Regions from separate parts of the Homo sapiens genome. Here region 1 is linked to region 2. A link is an interaction called in ENCODE POLR2A ChIA-PET data of the cell type or tissue named here. Cell type or tissue: MCF 10A. All regions are shown on one strand. Each heading gives the region's core, and the rest is flanking DNA. Links, peaks and the distances in the headings are about the cores only.

Region 1 (10,567 bases), core at 1,155-9,154, 57 kb before region 2:
ATGCTGAAGATAAGCTCCAAAGGCTTAGGAAGAAAGAAGAAAGCAAACTCAAAGTGGGTTTTTTGTTTTTTACGACAGAGCCTTGCTCTGTTGCTCAGGCCGAAGTGCAGTGGCACAATCATAGCTCACTGCAACCTTGAACTCTTAGGCTCAAGCAATCCTCCTGCCTAGGCCTCCCCAAAGCTCTTGGATTACAGGTGTGAGCCACTGTGCCCAGCCTGAAATGGGTTGTTATTTGCATTGGATCATCAACCCCCGTGTCCCCCAAAGGACCTAGAGCACATTATCTTCACACCATAGCATAAATAAATAGACTGGTGAGTATAGTGCAAGTGCCCCTGAACATTACTATAATGGCTGTCCTCTGGGGATAAAGGTTGCATATGTTGGCACTGAAATGGCCTTCCCCCCTCCCCCTTTCTTGTTCTTTTTTCTTTTCTTTGAAATGGGCTTTCCACTTTCAGTGATGGTGAGGGATCCTGAGGTGGTAGAGGCCAGACAGGAGAACATAACTGCCATAGTAACATTATGCACAATTACCAAGAGTGGTAATTGAAAGGTTTGACCTACAGAGATCTTTGACGGTTGCTAATTGATCATAGTTTTTAATACTGAAACAGATGTGTAGCTCACTAAGGACTTAAAGATTTGTGCAAATGAACAAACTCTAGATTAGGAAAACACAGGCCTGACTACAGACACCACTAAAAGTCAGAGCCCACATCTATTTCTATTCCTGGGAAGTTCAGAGACTCAGAATACAGAGTATACTATGTACCTTTGAGAAAGAACTGTGTGATTACATCAAAAGTATCTTTCTCTCAGCCTTCAATCAAAAGGACATATAGCTATTTGCTAGGGTAAAATTGTGCACAGGAGGAAATATCTTGACCTTTAAGGGATTATCAGACACAAGTGTTAATCCTTGGTGACCCAGAATACTATGCTCACAGACTCACTGGTCTTACTGTACATTCCATCATCCAGAAGCAGCTGGTCTTCAGAACTCTTGAACAGCTTTTTGAAGACTCAGTTCCAGCTGTTCCATTTTGTGACTCAGGTACTAAGCCAACAGTTATTTTTTCTGCTCATCTCCCTCCTTCCACCTTCCATCCTCAAGTAGGCACCAGTGTCTGTTGTTCCTCTCTGTGTGTCCATGTGTTCTCAACATTTAGCTCTCACCTGTAAGTGGGAACATGCAGTATCTGGTTTTGTTCCTGCATGAGTTTACTAAGAATAATGGCCACCAGCTCCATCCACGTTCCTGCAAAAGACATGATCTCGTTCTTTTTTATGGCCATTTAGTATTCCATGGTGTATATGTACCACATTTTCTTTACCCAGTCTGTCATTGATGGGCATTTAAGTTGATTCCATGTCTTTGCTATTGTGAACAGTGCTGCAATGAACATTTGTGTGTATGTGTCTTTTGTTTCCCAGCAGGGAAGGAATGCTTTGCAAAGTTAGGATGTCGCCCTATAGCAGAGATTAGCAAATTATAGTCTGAGGGCAAATATGCCCTAAATCCTATTTTTGGACAGATTTTAAGAATTTTTTTTTTACACTTTTTAAGGGTTGTAACAGTAACAACAAAAAAGAATACATGACAGATATCAATCATGTGTGGTCTTTAAAGCTTGGAATATTTATTATCTGGTCCTTTACAGAAAAAAGCATGCCAACTCCTGTGCTACAGCAATGTGCTGTGAACCAGCAACCAACATAAAGCGCGGTTTTTCCCTTATCTATATCTGCTGGGAAACCCAGGCTTGAGATAAACACTTCCCACTACGATACCCACTGATGCACTCAAAATGTTTTGCTTTCTATTTTCACAACTTTGAGCTTTGCCTATGTAGAACTCTTTATCTAAGGGAGACATGCTCTAACCCAGAAAATCCAAGAATGGTTCCTCTTAACTGGAAGTTTATTAACCAGCTGCAGATGCTGGCAGTATGAAGATGGAATAGATAATGAAGGAAGGATATTCTAGTTTACGAGACCAGTTGTAGAAATAAAGATGTAGTAGCTACCCATCTACTTTATTCTATTTTGTATGTATCTATATAGGTTAATCATTCCCATTGACTTGTTTTCTCTCCTCATTTATATAAGGTGTATTTGTAATTTAGCTAATGGTATTGTACTTATGTTTATTAATTTTGATAATTATGCTATAATTATATAATACGTTGATATTAGGGGAAGCTATGTGAAGGTATTGGTACTATTTTTGCAACTTTTCTGTAAGTGTAACTTTATTTATTTATTTTTGAGATGGAGTTTTGCTCTGTCTCCCAGGCTGGAGTGCAATGGTGTGATCTCGGCTCACTGCAACCTCTGCCTCCCGGGTTCAAGTGATTCTCCTGCCTCAGCCTCTTGAGTAGCCCGCCACCACACCTGGCTAATTTTTGTATTTTTAGTAGAGATGGGGTTTTGCCATGTTGGCCAGATTGGTCTCAAACTCCTGACCTCAGGTGATCTGCCCGCCTCAGCCTCCCAAAGTGCTAAGATTACAGGCATGAGTCACCACACCCAGCCAGTCTAACTTTATTTCAAAATAAAAAGTTTACGCTGGGCATGGTAGCTCACACCTATAATCCTGGCACTTTGGGAGGCCAAGGTGGGAGGGCTGCTTGAAGCCAGGAGTTCAAGACTGACCAGTCTTGAACACAGTGAGACCCCATCATAGTGAGACCCCATCTCTATTAAATATATATATATATATATATATATAAAGTTTAAAAATGAGCACAATTATGCAAACATAAATATATGATTTAGAAACACATGAAGTGATGAAATTTTTGATGCAATGTGGAATAAAAAATAAGATGCACTAAAATAATGTTTGCTCCTTTTTTAGATGCAAATGACATTAAATAAATCTTATAAATTACACTAAAGTAATGCCAGGAATTTTTCTTTATAACATTTTAAAAATACATATATATTTAAAAATAGAGACAGGGTCTCACTGTGTTGCCCAAGCTAGTCTTAAACTCCTGGGCTCAAGCGATCCTGCTGCCTCAGCTTCCCAAAGTGCTGGGATTACAGGTGTAAACCGCTGCACCCAGACATGGACTTTTCTTCTATCACTTCTTTAATATTTCCTCCGTAAAATTATTTCATGTGTCTCTCTTTGGAACTATGAGTTACTGGAATCCCTGCATTTATTTTACATGTCTCTGAAATCACCCTCCACCATTATCTTTGTTCTTTTGGAGTAACTCTTTAGCTTACTGTTCCAGTTTTGCTAGTTTGCTCTTCATTGAAGAAGTCCATTCACTGTTTAGTCCACCTTTTAATTTTTAAAAATTATATTGTATTTTATTTATTTATTTTTTGGAGACAAGGTCTGGGTCTATGCCCAGGCTGGAGTGCAGTGGCACCATCTCAGCTCACTGCAACATCTGCCTCCTGGGCTGAAGCCATCCTCCCACCTCAGCCTCCTGAGTAGCTGGGACTACAGGCATGCACCACTACCCCCAGCTAATTTTTGTATTTTTTGTAGAGACGAGGTTTCGTCATGTTTCCCAGGCTGGTCTCAAACTCATGAGCTCAAGCAATCCACCCACCTCAGCCTCCCAAATTGTTGGGATTACAGGTGTGAGCCACCACACCTCGCATAATTTTTTAAAATGGTAACAATCTATTTAACTGGTTCTTTTTCATCATTACAATATTCTCTCCTATTCCTCTGGGGATATTCTGTATACAAACTAAATTTAAAAAAAACATGTGAGGTGCTTAGAAGAATGCCTGACACCACACCAGGATGCACTAATTATTAATAATTATCATTTCACAGATCCTCTTCTGTTTACTCTGAAAACTACTTGCTTTTTGTTTGTTGACTGCTGTCATGCTTTCATGGTACTGGTCTTCCTCCGGCATTTGGTTGTTCCTAATTTTGTTCTCATCTTGTTATTTCCTGTTCTCTGTGTATGAGGCCATTTCTGTTTATCATAGTTTGCTCTAGTGATTGTGAGGGGATAAAATGTAATCCTGGACAGGGTATGCCAGTAGCTAACATTCTGAGTGTGAAATGAGGCTTCCTTTCCTGGACACAGTGTAGCCACTGGGGTACTGCCTGGCTTATTGGCCCCAAGTTTCCAAAGTCACTGTGCTAGCTAGGGGCAAATACCATTCTGAGGTACCCTTGGCTTTGAAGAATGAATGAGGGAAGGAGCCAACCCAACCAGAGGTTTCAAATTCCATTCCCCAAAAGTTATCCTTTATAGTTGCTCTAGGACGCTATGCCATCCCCACCCCTGCCTTCTACTCCCCTACTCCATCTATCTCTTTTCTTTAATCTATCACTTCTGAGCCTGAATTATTACACTGCCAATTTGATCCCATCTCCCTTCTTTCAGAGACTTCTCAAAATTCCAAGTCTGCTGGTAATTTGGACTCTGATAATCTTTAATAATCTTGAACAGACTGGGCGTGGTGGCTCAAGTCTATAATCCCAGCATTCTAGGAGGCCGAGGCAGAATTCCTTGAGGCCAGGAATTTGAGACTAGCCTGGGCAAAATAGCAAGACCCTATCTCTACAAAAAGTTGATAATTAGCTGAGCATCGTGATGCACACCTATAGTCCTAGTTACTCAGGGGGCTGAGGTGGGAGGATTACTTGAGGCCAAGAGTTTGAGGTGGCAGTGAGCTATGAAGGCATCACTGCACTCCAGCCTGGAGTGAGATCCTGTCTCTTAAAAAAAAGGGAGGGCTTTAAAAAAAAAAAAACACAGTGCCTTGGCCACCTGATAAATTCAGATTCATGGTTCAAGACTCAAATACAGCATTTATCTCTATGAATTTGTCTTTGACTCATACTTCATCATATTTTTCTCTGAACTTACATAGATCCTTGTATAAATCTTTATTGTTATTTATAAATGTCTGTCCCTGTACCCCATTAAACTGTGAATAAATTAACAAATGAAAAAAATGCTCTCCACAGGTCTATTAGTAATACTAGCATATCCACCAGATTATTTTCCTTAGATGGTCTTGCTGACAGGTAACTTCTACTTTGTGTGTTTTTAAAAATATGAACTAAAACTTGGAATTTATTATCACAGACCAAGAATGAAAAAGATTTAACTGTCCCTATCTATTAAGAAAATTGATTAGGATGAACAATCCTAAAAAACATTAGAATGAAGGTAACTTATTCTATGACACAAAACAAACTTTTTTTTGAGAGAGTCTTGCTCTGTTGCCCAGGCTGGAGTGCAGTGGTGTCATCTCTGCTCACTGCAACCTCTGCCTCCCGGGTTCAAGCAATTCTCCTGCCTCAGCCTCCTGAGTAGCTAGGATTACAGGTGCGCAGCACTGCACCTGGCTAATTTTTGTATTTTTAGTAGAGACAGAGTTTCACCATGGTGGTCAGGCTGGTCTTGAACTCCTGACCTCGTAATCTGCCTGTCTCGGCCTCCCAAAGTGCTGGGATTACAAGCATGTGCCACCGTGCCTGGCCAAACATTTTTAATGCTTTAGAAAAATTCATCTCTAGTCAAGTTTATGCTAACCATAAACATAATATAAAAATTACATACAATTCTATGTATTCACTGAGAGAAGAGCAACAAATGGAAATACTGTGTGCTTTGAAGTCAGACAGATGTAACCTGGAATCTCAGGTTTGTTACTCATTAGCTTTGTAAAACTGGATAAACAACTTGAGCACCCTGATCCTGAGGGAGACGCCTTCTAAAGTGGCTCACTGTGATTTCCGCCTCCTGGTATTCACACTCTTGCATAATACCTTCCCCTTGAATATGGGCTGGACCTAGTGACTTGCTTTTAATGAATAGAACATAACAAAAATGATGGGATGTCACCTCCAAAACTAGGTTACAAAAAATTATGATTTTGGTCTTACTGGTGCTTTCTCACTTGTTCACTTTGATGAAACCTGCTGGAATGTTGTGAGCTGCCCTGTAGAGGTCCATGTGTCAAGGAACTTCCAACAGCCTGCAAAAAACTGAATCCTGCCAACAGGAGTAAGCTTGGAAGTGGATCCTTCACTAGTGGAGTCTTTTTTTTTTTTTTTTGAGACGGAGTCTCGCTCTGTCGCCCAGGCTAGAGTGCAGTGGTGCAATCACGGCTCACTGCAAGCTCCGCCTCCTGGGTTCATGCCATTCTCCTGCCTCAGCCTCCCAAGTAGCTGGGACTACAGGTACCTGCCACCATGCCCGGCTAATTTTTTGTATTTTTAGTAGAGACGGGGTTTCACCGTGTTAGCCAGGATGGTCTCGATCTACTGACCCCGTGATCCTCCCACCTCAGCCTCTCAAAGTGCTGGGATTACAGGCGTGAGCCACCGCGCGCGGCTCTAGTGGAGTCTTGAAATGACTGCAGCTCTTGCTAACACCTTCATCGCAGCCAGTGAGAGACTCTGAAGCTAAGCTCCACCTGATTCCTGACGTATAGCAACTGTGAGGTAATAAATGTTGATGTTTTAAGCCACTATGTTTTGGAGCAATTTGTTAAGCAATAGGTAACTAACACATAGCCTTTGTTTCTTCATCTCTAAAATGGGATTGATAGCTTACCTCACAGAGTTGTTATCATGATTAAATGAAATACATATATAAAGCATCTGGCATCCAATATGTGATCAAAAAGAACAAAACAAAAAAGGTAACTATTATTAACTCAAGTCTACTAAAAATCTCTACCAGGTAATATTGTGTTATAACATTGTTAGTATTAAAATAATGATATTTGATAATGCTATAACATTTTACATAGGGATTTTACATGTATTACATTATTTGATTCTCAGAGCAGGGCTGTAAAACACAGAATAAAATATTATTCCTCTTAAAAGAGAGGAAGAAACTGAGGGTGAGAGAACTTAAGTGACTTGAACAATGGTCCAGACTAGAAAGTGTCAAAGAGTTCAGAGTCAAACCTAGTCCTTTTCCCACCACTAACATATCGATACTAAACACCCATTTAATGAACTATTAGGCATCAGGCATTATTTTAGGCCCTGAGAATACAGAGGTAGATAAGAAAGTCAAGGTTCCTGCCCTCATAGATCTTACATTCCCTGTTCTACTCTATAGAATTGGAAATAACAATTTAAACTTTTCATTAAACATTTCTTTAGTCTGAATTAGCATGTTTTAAAATATTTTATGACTTGGAAATGCTACACTAACTTTGTCCAGATTCCTAAGTCCATTTCACTAGCAGTGATGTAATACAAGGCAGAGGCATGGTTGTATGTTTCAGTGTTTGACTGGCTAAATACCAAGTAAATGCTCCATACATACACCAAACAATTGTTCATTGATTTTCACAATAGAGTTTGTGTCTTGAACTTCAAGCCTTAACAAAGGTTTGATAAGCACTATTCATCTCTCATCTTCTTGCATAAAGTTTAGTTGGTGAAATTCTGCCTTTTTTCCTAGAGTACAAAATTAAGCAGAAATAGAATAGGTAGAGTTTAGGGTGCTGCACTATTTAGGAATTGCTGGAATTACTTGATGCATGCAGGAAAAATGTGAGAACTTCATAACTGGTAGTCTATTGTGAAAATATTATTGTAGTAGGACTCAAAACAGACTAGAGTTCTATATTATATTTGACTGGATACTGAAGCCTGAGAGCAGCTTATTTTCTAAAATAAGTACACAGTATGACTGTCAGAAGTGTTTGCCCCTCTCCAAAGTCTTTTTCTGAAAAGGAATGTTGGCTTAGTTCCTGATGACAGCTGAGTGGCCAAATTATGGTGCTTTAATAGACCATAAATATTTTAAAAAGCTGAGATGGGTATTTGCAAAGTGAGTTTCTGTTAAGGTACATGTATTCTACAGCCATCTTCACTCCTGCCTTTCAAAACAGGCAGTTGGTTGAGGAAAAAAAAAGATGCATAAATGTTGCTGAATGAACCTGGGAAAATCTGTCAAGAATTCCAAAAACTTTGAGACTGACAATACACCATTTTTTACATCTTAGAGTATAAGAAGTGATGTCTAACCTTTGCATTTATACATCTAAGAATAGCAAAAACACTTTGCACTTTAAAGGCCTCCTATAAAGTCCCAAAGTGCTTCCGGACGGTTAGGTGATTCTTCCATAGCTATAAAATGGTTGTTAATTGCCTAACAACTAGCAAGTGCTCTGGAAATGGACATCCAGAGTGATCCTTAAAATATTATTTTAGTAGCATTGAGAAAAGCCTTGAAAAATAAAATCTTATTCTGTTATTCCAAGCTTACTCAGTGCTATATTATTCAGATCAGGGTTCCCCTTACACACTTTGGGCAGGATGATAGGGGCTACTTCTCTATATGAAGTCTTGAAATCATATGATTCAAGGTGATTCAAGGTGGAGGGAATTTAAAAATTAAAAAAATAATTCCAACAGTGAAATTCCTAAGGGTGAGTCTTTGCTCTTCTACCCACTAAGAATTCCGGCTTCCTCTTCCCAAAAGAACAGAAGAGTGGGGAAAGATTTGTGACAGCCAAAAGGACATGGTGTAGCAAGCCAACTTGGAAGAGTTACTGGAGATGGCTTAGCAAATATTCATGCCTTTACTCAACTAAAACAAAAACAAAACAAGTCAAATTTGGGCATTTTTTATAGATCACAGGCTTTTGTTTGATCAATGCACTACATTTCTTTATGACAAAAGGTAACGACAATGATTTTGCATATTCCCAAATTTGGATAGTTGTCCAATTTAACAGTCTCAAGGAGCCTAACATGGTGCTGTGTGGGATGAAAAGAGGTTCAAAGTATGATCCCTGTCTTAAAATTAAGATACAGAATCTTCCAATTAATATGTATATTTTCTAAAGTGGAGTCCTTAAACTGCTGGATCTCCTCAGAAGTCTTTTGAGGGTCCCAATATCATCCAAGCTTTGAGTTTCTCAAAAGAAAGAGTATATGATACTAATAGGTCTACAATACTCGTTACAATAGCTCTTCCCTCAATTCCCTTATACATTTCTAAATACTCCCTAAAGGAGGTAACCTAACCCTCACCCCTTCCCCGTGTTTAAGAACCACAGTGGCTTCCCAACACAGTTGAAATAAAATCCAAACCCCTTACACTGGCCTGTAAGACCCTCAGTGCCCTGCCTCCTTCCTACCTACTGACAATTTCTATGATGCATTCCTCAGACACACCTCACTCTTTCCTGCATCAGGGTATTTGTACTTGCTTTCTTTCCCTCTGGAATATTCTTTCCCCAATCTTCATTTGATTGGCTCCTTCTTATTACTGAGGTCTCAGCTCAAATGTCATTTCCTTGGAAATACCTTCTTAGATCACTCGCAGTAAGGACCCTCCTTCATTTACTCTCTTTTGAAAAAATTTCCTTGTAGCACTTATTATTGTCTGTCTCTCCCACTAGAATGTAAATTCTTTGAGAGCAAACATAACTTTTTTGCTTCTTGGTGTTGCTATAGATTTAGTCTAAGTTTGATATTTCTTTCAGCATGCCTGAAATTTTAGCAAGTTAGAGACAAATGTAGGCACTCAGGTTACCATATAAGGCCTCTGCCCTCTTTGTTGTGTTGTGGCTTTAACCACTAGCTGGGTAGCTAGAGTGGCATTATTCTTGCTCTCACATACACAGGACACTTATCTCTTCCTTAAGAGTGAGGAAGCATCTTTTTTTAAAGCCCCCATACTATTGCCCTTGCTTTTCTCTGGTTTGTATTGAGTCACATAGTATTCCTGGACCAATTCTGTGGTCAGAGTAATACCATACCTCCAGTAGGCTTTTATCCAGGTTTCTCAACAATTTTTCTAAGGGAAATTGCATTACACTCATCAGTGTCTTTCAAACAGTGGTCCATAACCTGAGAATGAATTAGGAAATTAACTCTTGGGTTATAACCATTACTTAAAAAATTAGACTATTAAATTTGAAACTGCATAACATATATGACGAGTTAATACTGTTTTATGAAACTTTGGTGTATACACACAAACACACCTGGATCACCATATAAAATCTACTTGTGGATTGGAGTCAAAAAAAGCTTGAAAGCTACCATCTTGGACAAAACAGGTTGACTCCTAAAGCTGGAGTAGGGTCAGCTTCAGATTATGTAGGGAAAGAATGGACACCTGAAATAAAATCAGGGTATGATTTAGAAGAGGAAAATACATGCTGAGGAGATAGCTAACAATTTCCGCTACAGCCTGCTTGATACTTTAGTTACTGTATTCCAATACAGTCATAACCAAACATTTTCATTTCCCCTCCAATGTCTTCTAAATTTCAAAGTATTTATCCATTCCAAAAAAGCACTTCATTCTTTCCATCCAACAAGTATCCATGATGGGGCAACTCATAAATTTTATCATTTGGTTGGTGGAAAGTGTACATCTTATCACCCTAATCTTTACTTATGTTTAAATTTTGATCTTATGTGATAGGAACTTTAGAACTCAGCCCATTTATTTATTTATTTTTTTGAGACAGGGTCTCATTCGGTCACCCAGGCTGGAGTGCAGTGATGCAATCACAGCTCACTGCATTCTCTATCTCTTGGGCTCAAGTGACTCTCCCGCCTCAACTCCTGAGTTGCTAG
Region 2 (10,567 bases), core at 1,212-9,211:
GTGATCATAGGTTGTTTTTGTCTGTCCCTTTGGGGGACTACCATACTTCCACTCTCAGTACCTGTGGTTTTGATGGAGCTAATTTCAGACCTTTGTCCCAGGGGTAGGCCTGCCCAGTGAGACACATGGATTTGTCTTAGGGATGGACATGTTAGCTGTATCGGTCAGGATCTTGGAAACAGATGACACTTTCAAAATCGGTTATCAAATAACCCTTCCATGGAGGTGTAGGTGGAGTGTGGGAAAACCGTAAAGGATAGTGCAGTTTCTGGGGCTGCTCACAGTAGGGCATAGTACTGCTTTTAGGTTGCAGAGGCAAAACTGGGAAGCCATTACTGGAACTCAAAGAGAGAAGATGTATGGAGAAGCTGCAGGCAGGACCTGTGACTATTGGCTGAGAGATATAGCCAGCTCATGTGGACCCTTGCAAGGGGTGCTGGGGGAAATTAACATCCTGACTTCATTCTTATCTCTTCCTCCAGCCTCCCACTGGTCTCACTATTGACAATACCCAAGGCAAGGCACAGAGGAAAGGAGCCATTGATATATCCAATCTCTCACCTACCGAGCTGGAAGAAGAGTAGAGAGTGGCCAACCTCCCAGCTACCAAGCTCAAAGAAGAGGAGAGAGTAGATTTGGAGGTCAAGCTGAGGATATCTGGCAAATGAGCCAATTTAGGCCAATTGAGAGTTAGTTCTGGGACTTTTAATGGAACAATCGGGCAATAAGTTCTTCTTTCTGCTGAAATTTCTGTGAAATAGGCCTGGTGGCCATCTCATCACCACCCTGAAAAGAGGGCCAAAAGATGGGGACAAATTCCTGTTGATATCATTTAAGCACTTGAACCCAGTTACACTTGAGGACTACCCCTAGAATTTTCAACTAGGGGCCAATAAATCCTACCTCTGCATTAGCTAGTCAGGTTTCTCTCACTTGCATCTGAAAGAGGCCTGACAAACAGTCTACACAGTTCTACACATTGCAAAACTCAGTTCATGGAGCCATTGAAATGATCTCCTGCCACATGCAGCAGTGGCTCTAACATACTCATTCCAGTAAATCTGAGTTTTCTTGGTGCCAGTCCCTGTGCTTTCGTAACCCTCTCCAGCTGTAGCCTCAGTTCCACCCTGTTCCTTTGTAGTCTTAACTAAGATAGCCAGGATGTCACTGGCCCAGAGGCATCATTGAGCAGCATCTGGAATTTTATGAATTCAGTGTGTTTTGAATACAATTTCTTTTCTTTTTTCTTTTTTTTTTTTTCAGATAGAGTCTTGCTCTATCACCCAGGCTGGAATGCAGTGGCACGATCTCGGCTCACTGCAACCTCCTCCTCCCAGGTTCAAGCGATTCTCCTGCCTCAGGCTCCCGAGTAGCTGGGACTATAGGCGTGTGCCACCACAGCCAGCTAATTTTTGTAATTTTTTTTAGTAGAGACAGGGTTCCACCATGTTGGCCAGGATGGTCTTGATCTCTTGACCTCATGATCCGCCCACCTCAGCCTCCCAAAGTGCTGGGATTACAGGCGTGAGCCACCTCGCCTGGCCGAGAGACAATAATTTCAAACATGCAGGGAAATAATGAAGGTCCCCTTTAGTAGAAAAAAAAAAGGCTGGAATTAATATAGACTGAGGTTTGGTGGTTTAATTGAAATATTGAAATATGTGCAAAGCTGGTAGATGTTGGGCCAAATCAAATAATTCCATGAGAGAATTATTTTAACATAAGGATAGGCCTAGTCCGTGGACTCAGGTTGAGTAATAACTTTTCTGAAAGATACTTAGCATCAAAGGACATTTGGTAAGTCCTTGGTTAGCATCTTTGATAGGTGACAGGTCTTTTATTTACAGAGAGCCCTCTTCTTGGAGTGAGTGAGTGTGTGTGTGTGTGTGTGTGATTGTATGTATGTGTATGTATAAAACAAAGTCATCTTTAAATTATGCTTTTCACCAGCAGGAAATAAAAGGAAAGAGTTTGTAGGCTGAGGGCCAGGAATGTCCCATCCCCTTCAGGGTAGTCCTGCAGATGGACCTTCCCCCTAGGCTCATGTGTCTTACCTTCCCTCCTTTCATACAGGGCAAAGAGTGAAAATCCCTATCTGCGTGCACATGGGGCTGAGAGTGGGGAAGGGCTGAAGCACAGCATGGCAGAGCAGAAAGAGCACACCCTTGAACCAGACTAGGTTTCCAGCCTCTTCTATTCATGATCTGTGAGGCCTTCGCTTAATCTCCCCAGGTTCCCGTTTCCTCCTTTGTAAAATGGGGATACTAATATCTTCCTTAGGGCACTATTGTGAGGATTAAATGAGATCGAGTGAACAAAGCTTCTGAAGTCCTGCTGGGTGAACGTCTTCATAAGAGGCCAAGACAATAACAATGATGACAAATCTGGGCAGGTCAGATCAGCAGCACATCCAAGGTTCACTTCGAAGCCTGTAGGACGATGCCTGGCGCTCAATAGCAAATGTTAGTTCCCGTCTCCTTCTTCCTGCTTTCCCCGGGAGTGTTTAGTCCCTCAAATAGAATCCTCTGCTGACTGCATCTCAGGGATGCATGACATAATGGGAACAATGAGAGCTTCGGAAAGCCATAGTTTGCTTTTTTGGCCCAATAACCCCATCTCTGAGAATTAGCCTAAGAAATCACCTGAAAGAAAAAAAATGTCATTTCTGCTAAGAGTTTACTACAGAATCATTTGTAATAGCAAAAAAACCCTACCATTATTCAATAATGATGTCAGTTCAATTATAGTAATTCAACTAAATGAGTTATTCTACAGTCATTGAAGTGATACTTTCAAAGGCTATACAGCAACATGGAAACTGTTTATGATTTAATGTTAAGTCAAAAGATACAGGGCAGGGTATGGTGGCTCACTCCTGTAATTCCAGGACTTTGAAAGACCAAGATGAGAGGATTGCCTGAGGCCAGGAATTTGAGCCTAGCCTGGGCAACATAGCAAGACCCCATCTCTACAAAAAAATTTAAAAATTAGCTGAGCGTGATGGTGCATGCCTGTAGTCCTAGCTATTCAGGAGGCTGGGTGACAGGATCACTTGACAGGAGTTTGAGGCTGCAGTGAGCAATGACCTTTGAGAGGGCCACTGCACTCCAGCTTGGGTGACACAGTGAGAACCTGTTTCTAAAAAAAAGAGATACATACAGAATTGTGCCTGTACTATGTCATACTATGATACAGGCCTGTATCCATAGGAGGGGCACTACTGGGAGTTTCTGTCCCCTGGGTGGTTTATTTTTGTCATCTTTACACACTGGGTTTGCGTGTTCAGATAGGGAAATTCTCTAACCTTTTACAACTTAGTTTATTTTTTGACCAGATATGAATATTTATTATGCATAAACCTTACAAGGCCAGGAGAGAGAGCACAAGAAAAAAAAGTAAAAACAGTTTGATTCTTTAAAGTAGCAAATATTGTGATGAATTTCAACAATGCATTTCAACTCCTGTTGATGGAACTTATGCAATAAATATTAATGATAATTTAAATTAGAATTATAAAATGATCCTTCTGTCTCTATTTCACTTTGCTTAGGAAAAACGAATTATTGGATGTAAGGTATTTAGAGTAAGGCCTCACATACAGTGAAAAATCAATAAATGAGAGCTTGTGCATCACGGCACTTATTACATGGAGGCACCATTTTTACACTAATTAATGCGTATATGGCTCACAGCAATGCAGTGGGGTGGGGACCATTAGTTTTCCAACCTCAGAGATGAGGAAACACTATAGAGAAGTTCCATCACATGTCTAGGGTCTCATCACTAGCAAGAGGCAGAGCTGGAATTCCCCTGTGGACCAGGCACCAGAGTCTTGGTCCTCACCATTTCACCATGGGGCATTCTCATTAAGCAAAGCTACTATCTTTAGGGCTTCTGGGAAAGAAAACCAAGTGAGTCCCTGAGCTTTTAGGGGAAGATGGTTTTTGAGTGCCTTGGCCCCCAGGGAAGGGAGTGATGAGGGCTGGAGAGGAGGAGGAGGGGAGCAGGCCCTTGTTTCTGCTCCTTCTGGAGTGGAGGGAATGGAGACATCAGGCATGGGGAGCCTTGGGAGGACTTATTTGTTTGCTGGTGCAGGGGCTAGGGGTAGAACATCCTCGACAGACATGTTGCTAAAGTCACACATGGAGTCAGGCGGACAAGGAAGAGAATGTGAGCCATGTGGGACCAGAGGGCTGCCTCTGCTCTTCAGCTGCTCTGAGCTCTGAGGTTTTAGAACTGAATGCTTGTCTGCGCTATTTGGAGCAGCATCCTCCTCCCTACACACAACTGAGAGTCCTCAAGTGCCTTGACTTGTGCTGTCTCCAGGGACAGAAAGATTCCCAGGTAGCTGTGAGACTCCCCACAGGCTCTGAGCCCCATCAGGGCTCCATTTGAGGCAGTGTTGCCTCCCTCCCTTCAGAAGCCTGAGAGCCTCCTCCACTCTGACCTCAATGAGATAGGGAGGGGGGTGGGTTGGTGTAACTGGGGCAAGACCAGCATGAAATCAGAAACTGAGTTCGGGACAGAGCTGTCCCAGGTGAGTGAGGGACTCCGAGGATCAGGACCTAAGTTGAGGCCAATGCCCGGGTGCATGACCAGGGAAGTCCAGGTGCTGGAATTGAAAGACAACGCAAGGCTGAAGGTGAGAAGCCAGGCAGGGACCCCAGGAACAAATCCCTCACCCTCCGCCTCTTCTGGGAGTGATCTCAGGGGAGGGGGTCTTCAGGGTCTGGGCCTGAATCATGGGGTACTCACCTGAGACCAGGGGTGACGCTGGCATGGCAGAAGCAAGTTGAGTCAGAAACATGTGACAGCTGTGGTCTAAAAAGGGAAGCCTAAAGGGTCACCAAAGTGAAGGGACCAAAGGGGCTATGGCAGCTGGGAACCGGAGCCAGAAATCTGAGAACCAGGGAGGTGAGTGCAAAAATAGTAGGTCCAGGGTGAACAGGGTTGGTTTAGAACATGTGTTGCCTGTGGCTCACTCTGGTGGGCCAGCTGGGCGTGGTGGGAGTGTGGATCTGCTAAATTTAAAGGGCCAGAACAGACACCACTGTGCAGGAGACTGTGCATGTGTTTTAGCCTGGGAACCTCTTATGATAGCTCAGGCTGAGTCCAAGAAGGTCTAAGCATGGTTTGCCCTGAACCTGGAGCTGGGAAAGCAGACCAAGTCTAAATGGGAGGGGCAGGCAGTGTTGGAGATAAGGACAAGCCGTGATGGGTGCTTGGGTGGAGGGACAAGTCTGGGCGCTGGGCCCTGGGCACCGTGGGGCTTACATGCTCAGGCCTGCAGGAGTGAGTGAATAGTGCTGGGGGAGACAGAGGCAGATGAGTCACAATCCCAGATGTGAGCAGATGCTCTGGGCAGATTTGGGCTGCTTGTCAGCAAATTTGACCACAGCCTGGATGGGCTGTCAGGCTCAGGCCACCGGCCCCACTCCCAGCACAGAGAAAGCCTAAGAACGCACTCCTCTGTGAGCGATCACTCTTTGAAATGTTTCATAGCCCTATATGGAACCACATCTGGGAGAGTAAATGTATTTTCTGAGCCAGGCTTTACAAGTTGATTTTATGACGCATCTAGGCAGAAGATGAAACGCCCCAGTCATTAACTCACTTCCCCTTGTGGGTGAATTCCACAATACGTTTTTCATCTGAGCTGTGGAACAAGTTTCTCTAGCACACACAGACCTGTCTGTCAGTGGACATTTGGCTGCTCAGATAAATCCTTCGCTCTTCAGAGGCTGTCCCTGGTTCACCCCTCAGGCCACGTGCTCTCTCTTGCAGGCAACTTTGCTGGCTCTTCCTGGAACAGGCCAAAACACAGGGATGAAGTTCTGTGGATAAGGCTGCCTGTGTCAGAGGGGCCTTGAGCACACATTCGGATTCTTAACCACCAGCTTACCAGATAGCTTGCTGTGTCCGTGTGTGTGTGTGTGTGTGTGTGTGTGTGTGTGTGTCCTTTAAAATTCTAGCTTAATGGCCACATGTTTTAGGCCACTTCTGTCCTCCTAAAATAGGGCTCTGAGCACGTCTCCAAAGGAGGGCCCCTGAAGCACAAGCAGTGGGCCGGCTGCCAGGGCTGGCAGAATGAGACACAGTACTTGAAATAAATGCAGGGTGTTTGCTTACAGATTCTTTACCACATCATGGATGAGTCAGATGACTTCTCACCCCAGATTCTGTTTTTACCCTTTTTCCTACTCAGAGCTAGGGGTGGGAGGATTGTGTAAAGTTTAAAATATATCCCCAAATTATATACTTCTGTCTTTTGAGTTTTAACATACAATAGGGATCCTTTCATTCTTCGACGCGGTCGAGAATTATGTTTAACTTTTCCTGTTTCATTCTGTTTTAATTCATACCTGGTTGTGGAAAGAGCAGTGGGTTGGAAGTTGAGAGACCTAGGATCAAGTCTCTGCTAGTTAGTAGCTCTGGGATTTGGGGCAAGTCAGTCCACCTGTCTGAGCTGCGGTTTCCTTACTGACAACATGGACTGTCAGTTCCCCGTGGAGGCTATGAGCTTGCACTGGGAAGGAACAGCTTTCCCCATTCAGTGGCCCTGGTTTTCTGAGCCCCTGCCCTTCACTTGGGGTTGCTTGTCATGACAGCAAGTTAGATCACTCATGGAAGTGTTTTGAAAACTAACATGCTACATTCTTGTGAGGGATAATTATTACTATGTGCCATGCCAAAAACAAAACAAAAAAAATCCTTTTCTTTTCTTCAGCCTTCTTCACACTCAACTTAGCCTCATCTGTGGCTAGAGCTTCTTCAGTATTCCAGGCAAATCCCTTCTCTCTGGCTTTCTGAGGCTGACCTAACCCCCAACTCCACTCATAACACCTCTGCGTCTGCTTCTGCTACTTCTTTTTTTTTTTTTTCAGGGTCGTCCGTATGTTCTTTTATTATTTATTTATTCATTTCATAGTAGTAACATATAAGAATATAAAACTTAGCATTAAAACATTACAAATTTTTTTATTTCAAAATACTTTTAAAAATTGTATTTTTAAAATTGACACATAATTGTACATATTTATGGGGTACATAGTGATGTTTTGATACATATAATATATAGTGATCAGATCAGGGTAACTGGCATAGACTTCCACCTCAAACATTTATCATTTCTTTGTGTTGGGAACATTCAATATCCTTCTAGCTATTTGAGTCTCTCTCTTATTGTGAACTATAGTCCTTCTACAATGCTATAGAACACTACAACATATTCCTCCTATCTAGCTGTCATTCTGTATCTTTAACAAATTTTCCCCTGCCCCTCTCCACACTACCCTTCCCAGCTTCTAGTATCCTCTGTTCTACTTTTTACTTCTTCTTTTTTTTTTTTTTTTTTTTTTTTGAGGCAGAATCTCCCTCTGTCACCCAGGCTGGAGTGCAGTGGCAGGATCTCGGCTCACTGCAAGCTCCGCCTCCCAGGTTCACGCCATTCTCCTGCCTCAGCCTCCTGAGTAGCTGGGACTACAGGCGCCCGCCACTACACCCGGCTAATATTGTTCTTGTATTTTTAGTAGAGACGGGGTTTCACCGTGTTAGCCAGGATGGTCAGGATGGTCTCTATCTCCTGACCTCGTGATCCACCCACCTTGGCCTCCCAACGTGCTGGGATTACAGGTGTGAGCCACTGTGCCCGGCCTGCTTTTTACTTCTAATATCAACTTTCTTTTTTTCTTTTTTTTTTAGCTTCCACATATGAGTGAGAATATGTGGTATTGAACTTTCTCTTCCTGGCTTATTTCACTTAACATAATGTCCTCCACTTCCATCCATGTTGCTGCGAATGACAGGAATTCATTCTTTTTATGGCTGAGTAGTATTCCACTGTGTATATGTGCCACCATTCAAAAATCCGTTCATCTGTTATTGGACACCTAGATTGATTTCATATCTCGGCTAATGTGAGTGGTGCTGCTAGAAACATGGGGGTGCAGATGTCTCTTTAATATACTGATTTCCCTTCCTTTGGTTACATGCCAAGTAGTGTGACCACTGGATCATATTTAACCATTTTTAAGTGTATACTTTAGTGGCATTAAGTACATTTACGCTGTTGTGCAATTATCACCGCTATCCATCTCCAGAACATGTTCATCTTGCAAAACTGAAATTCTATCCATTAAACAACAACTCCCCATTTCCTCCTTCCTCCAGCCCTTGGCAACCACCATTCTATTTTCTGTCTCTAAGAATTTAACCACTTTAGGTACATCGTATAAGTGGAACCATACAACGTTTGTCCCTTTGTGTCTGGCCCATTTCACTTAGCACAGTGTCTCCAAGGATCATTCATGCCTGCTTCTTTTCAGAGAAAGTCTTCAGAAACTTTCCAACAGTAGATAGAAAAAATGATATTGTATCTCAGAAACTACTATAAAGGGGGAAGCTGAGTGGATACATACACTTCTTTGTTTTAGATGCTGCTTATAGCTGTAAAGTAACTTCCTTAAATAAAAAATAAAATGTATTGTGTATCTGTATCTGGGGAATCAGACGAGATCGGGCGTGTTCAGGGTGGTATGACTGTAGAGGTCTCGGCCGGGCAGGAGCTGAGTGAGACTTTATCTGATATGCAGATTTGGGCAACACCCTTCCTCCCATGCATTTAGCTGGTCCAGCAGGACCAATGCCCATCCATGCTTCAAAATTTTCTTAGCCATATATCTGATGATTTACTTAAGACCAAAGAAGTCCTGAGCAAGAACGCTTAAGAAGCTGATAGTAGCCAGGCGAAGTGGCTCACGCCTGTAATTGCAACACCTTGGGAGGTTGAGACGGGTGGATCACGAGGTCAGGAGTTTGAGATCAGCCTGGCCAACATGGTGAAACCCTGTCTGTACTAAAAACACAAAAATTAGCTGGGTGTGGTGGAGCACACCTGTAATCCTAGTTACTCGGGAGGCTGAGGCAGAAGAATTGCTTGAACCAGGGAGGCAGAGGTTGCAGTGAGCTGAGATTGTGCCACTGTACTCCAGCCTGGGCAACAGAGCTTGCTCTGTCTCAGAAAAAAAAAGAAAGAAGAAGAAGCTGATAGTTCGGGGGGTCTGACAGAACCAGGTTTCAGGAAGGTGATTTGGCTCCTTGAGGGAAAAGTCACTGAAAGGGAGAAAGTAGGCTGGCATGGTGGTCCAGACCTGGTAGTGGGGCCTGGGCACCAAAGAGGAGTGGCATCAAGACCCCCGAGCACCCTGGAAGCAAGGGCCGGGTGTAAAAATTCGAACACCTGTTTAAGTAAACTCTGTGATGGTTTGGGGCCCAAAGGAAAGGAAGGGGAAGAGGGAAGGGAAATTATAGCAGGACTCCTGCTATGGCTTATGAAAAGTCAAACATTCTTCTCTTCCCGTTGGCAGTGACTGGGGAGCTGAGTAACTCCGTCATGAACATCAGTGGTTCAGTCATTGGTGTTGCGAAGAGGGTCTCCATCCAGCTCAGCAGAGGCAGTGCAGTGACAGTGGTGGGCTTCTACATCACAGTGATGGTGTATAGCAGCAGGACCCCCAGATCTCAGGCTAGCAGAAGGTTCGTTAGCAGCTCTGGTTTGTACGGATAGAGGCCAGCAGCATGGGGGGGCCTGAGCTGATTTGGGTTCATAGGTAAGGTCCCACTCAGGGACTCCTGGAAGGTCTTGGGGAGGAACTTCGTCAGAGACTGTAATTCTTTTTTTTTTTTTTTTTTTGAGACGGAGTCTTGATCTGTCACCCAGGCTGGAGTGCAGTGGCGCGATCTCGGCTCACTGCAAGCTCCGCCTCCCGGGTTCACGCCATTCTCCTGCCTCAGCCCCCCGACTAGCTGGAACTACAGGCGCCCGCCACCACGTCCGGCTAATTTTTTGTATTTTTAGTAGAGACGGGGTTTCACCGTGGTCTCGATCTCCTGACATCGTGATCCGCCCCCTCGGCCTCCCAAAGTGCTGGGATTACAAGCGTGAGCCACCGCACCCGGCCAGAGACTGTAATTCTTGCCTGACTGGATGGGGTGCTAAGCCAATGAGATTCAGATGATAATGTGAACACAAGCCTAATTGTACCTATTGGCTGGTGAAGGGCAGCAACCTTTGGGTTAGGTATGTTTTGATTTGATAATAACAAAATTATTATGCAGTTTATTCTCACAATGATCAATTCATTAATCTCATTTAATTTATAATGTTTGCTCCAAGCAGAGCTACTAATTGCCAATATGTAGGAACGATAGACCTCTTACTTTTGGCTAGATGATGACACTCATGAGGGACTTTGAGAATAGATGAAACCGTCATTATTACAGTCTGTTTTTTTGGACTTGGTCACATTTTCAGAAAATAAAAAGACATTGAGAAAAGAGGAGGCAAGGGAGCCTTGAAATTGATGAAATATGACTTATCTGTGTGGAAGTTTGTCTAATCAACGTCTACTTTAGAGTGGCTGCACTCTCAGTGGTTTCTGCTTCTTCCAGAGCTTCTTTTATTGTTGTCCCAGACTTTTGGGAACCAAAGAGGAGTTTGCTTGGAAGTGACAAGTTTCTTGAGCCACTTCTATGCTAGTTTTCTTCAGAAAGGTGTTTATTTCTATAT

Evidence for each region. ChIA-PET counts read pairs that join two places held together with the same protein. Peaks named below come from ENCODE experiments on the same cell type or tissue, not always from the same donor. Only the 100,000 strongest peaks of a DNase experiment are listed, where the experiment ranks them.
Region 1: POLR2A ChIA-PET joins it to region 2 with 18 read pairs; 23 of 35 experiments call an interaction of 5 or more read pairs at or near these places.

What each region holds. Positions count from the first base shown.
Region 1 is chr11:10,837,310-10,847,876 of GRCh38, forward strand. No RefSeq gene overlaps it. Among named protein-coding and RNA genes, the nearest start is that of ZBED5, 15 kb to the right of the region's middle. RefSeq lists a silencer at 1,693-1,987. In MCF 10A, for the core only: no CTCF peak of the experiment used is centred there; a DNase peak (open chromatin) is centred at 5,742.
Region 2 is chr11:10,894,377-10,904,943 of GRCh38, forward strand. LOC124902629 (a long non-coding RNA gene) reads right to left here and starts at 4,957. Exons shown (of 2, transcript XR_007062588.1): 1 at 4,756-4,957. It overlaps LOC107984309 (a long non-coding RNA gene), which reads right to left. Exons shown (of 3, transcript XR_007062590.1): 3 at 5,765-5,803. RefSeq lists enhancers at 4,846-6,045, 5,198-5,267. In MCF 10A, for the core only: no CTCF peak of the experiment used is centred there; DNase peaks (open chromatin) are centred at 5,265, 5,595, 6,085 and 6,445.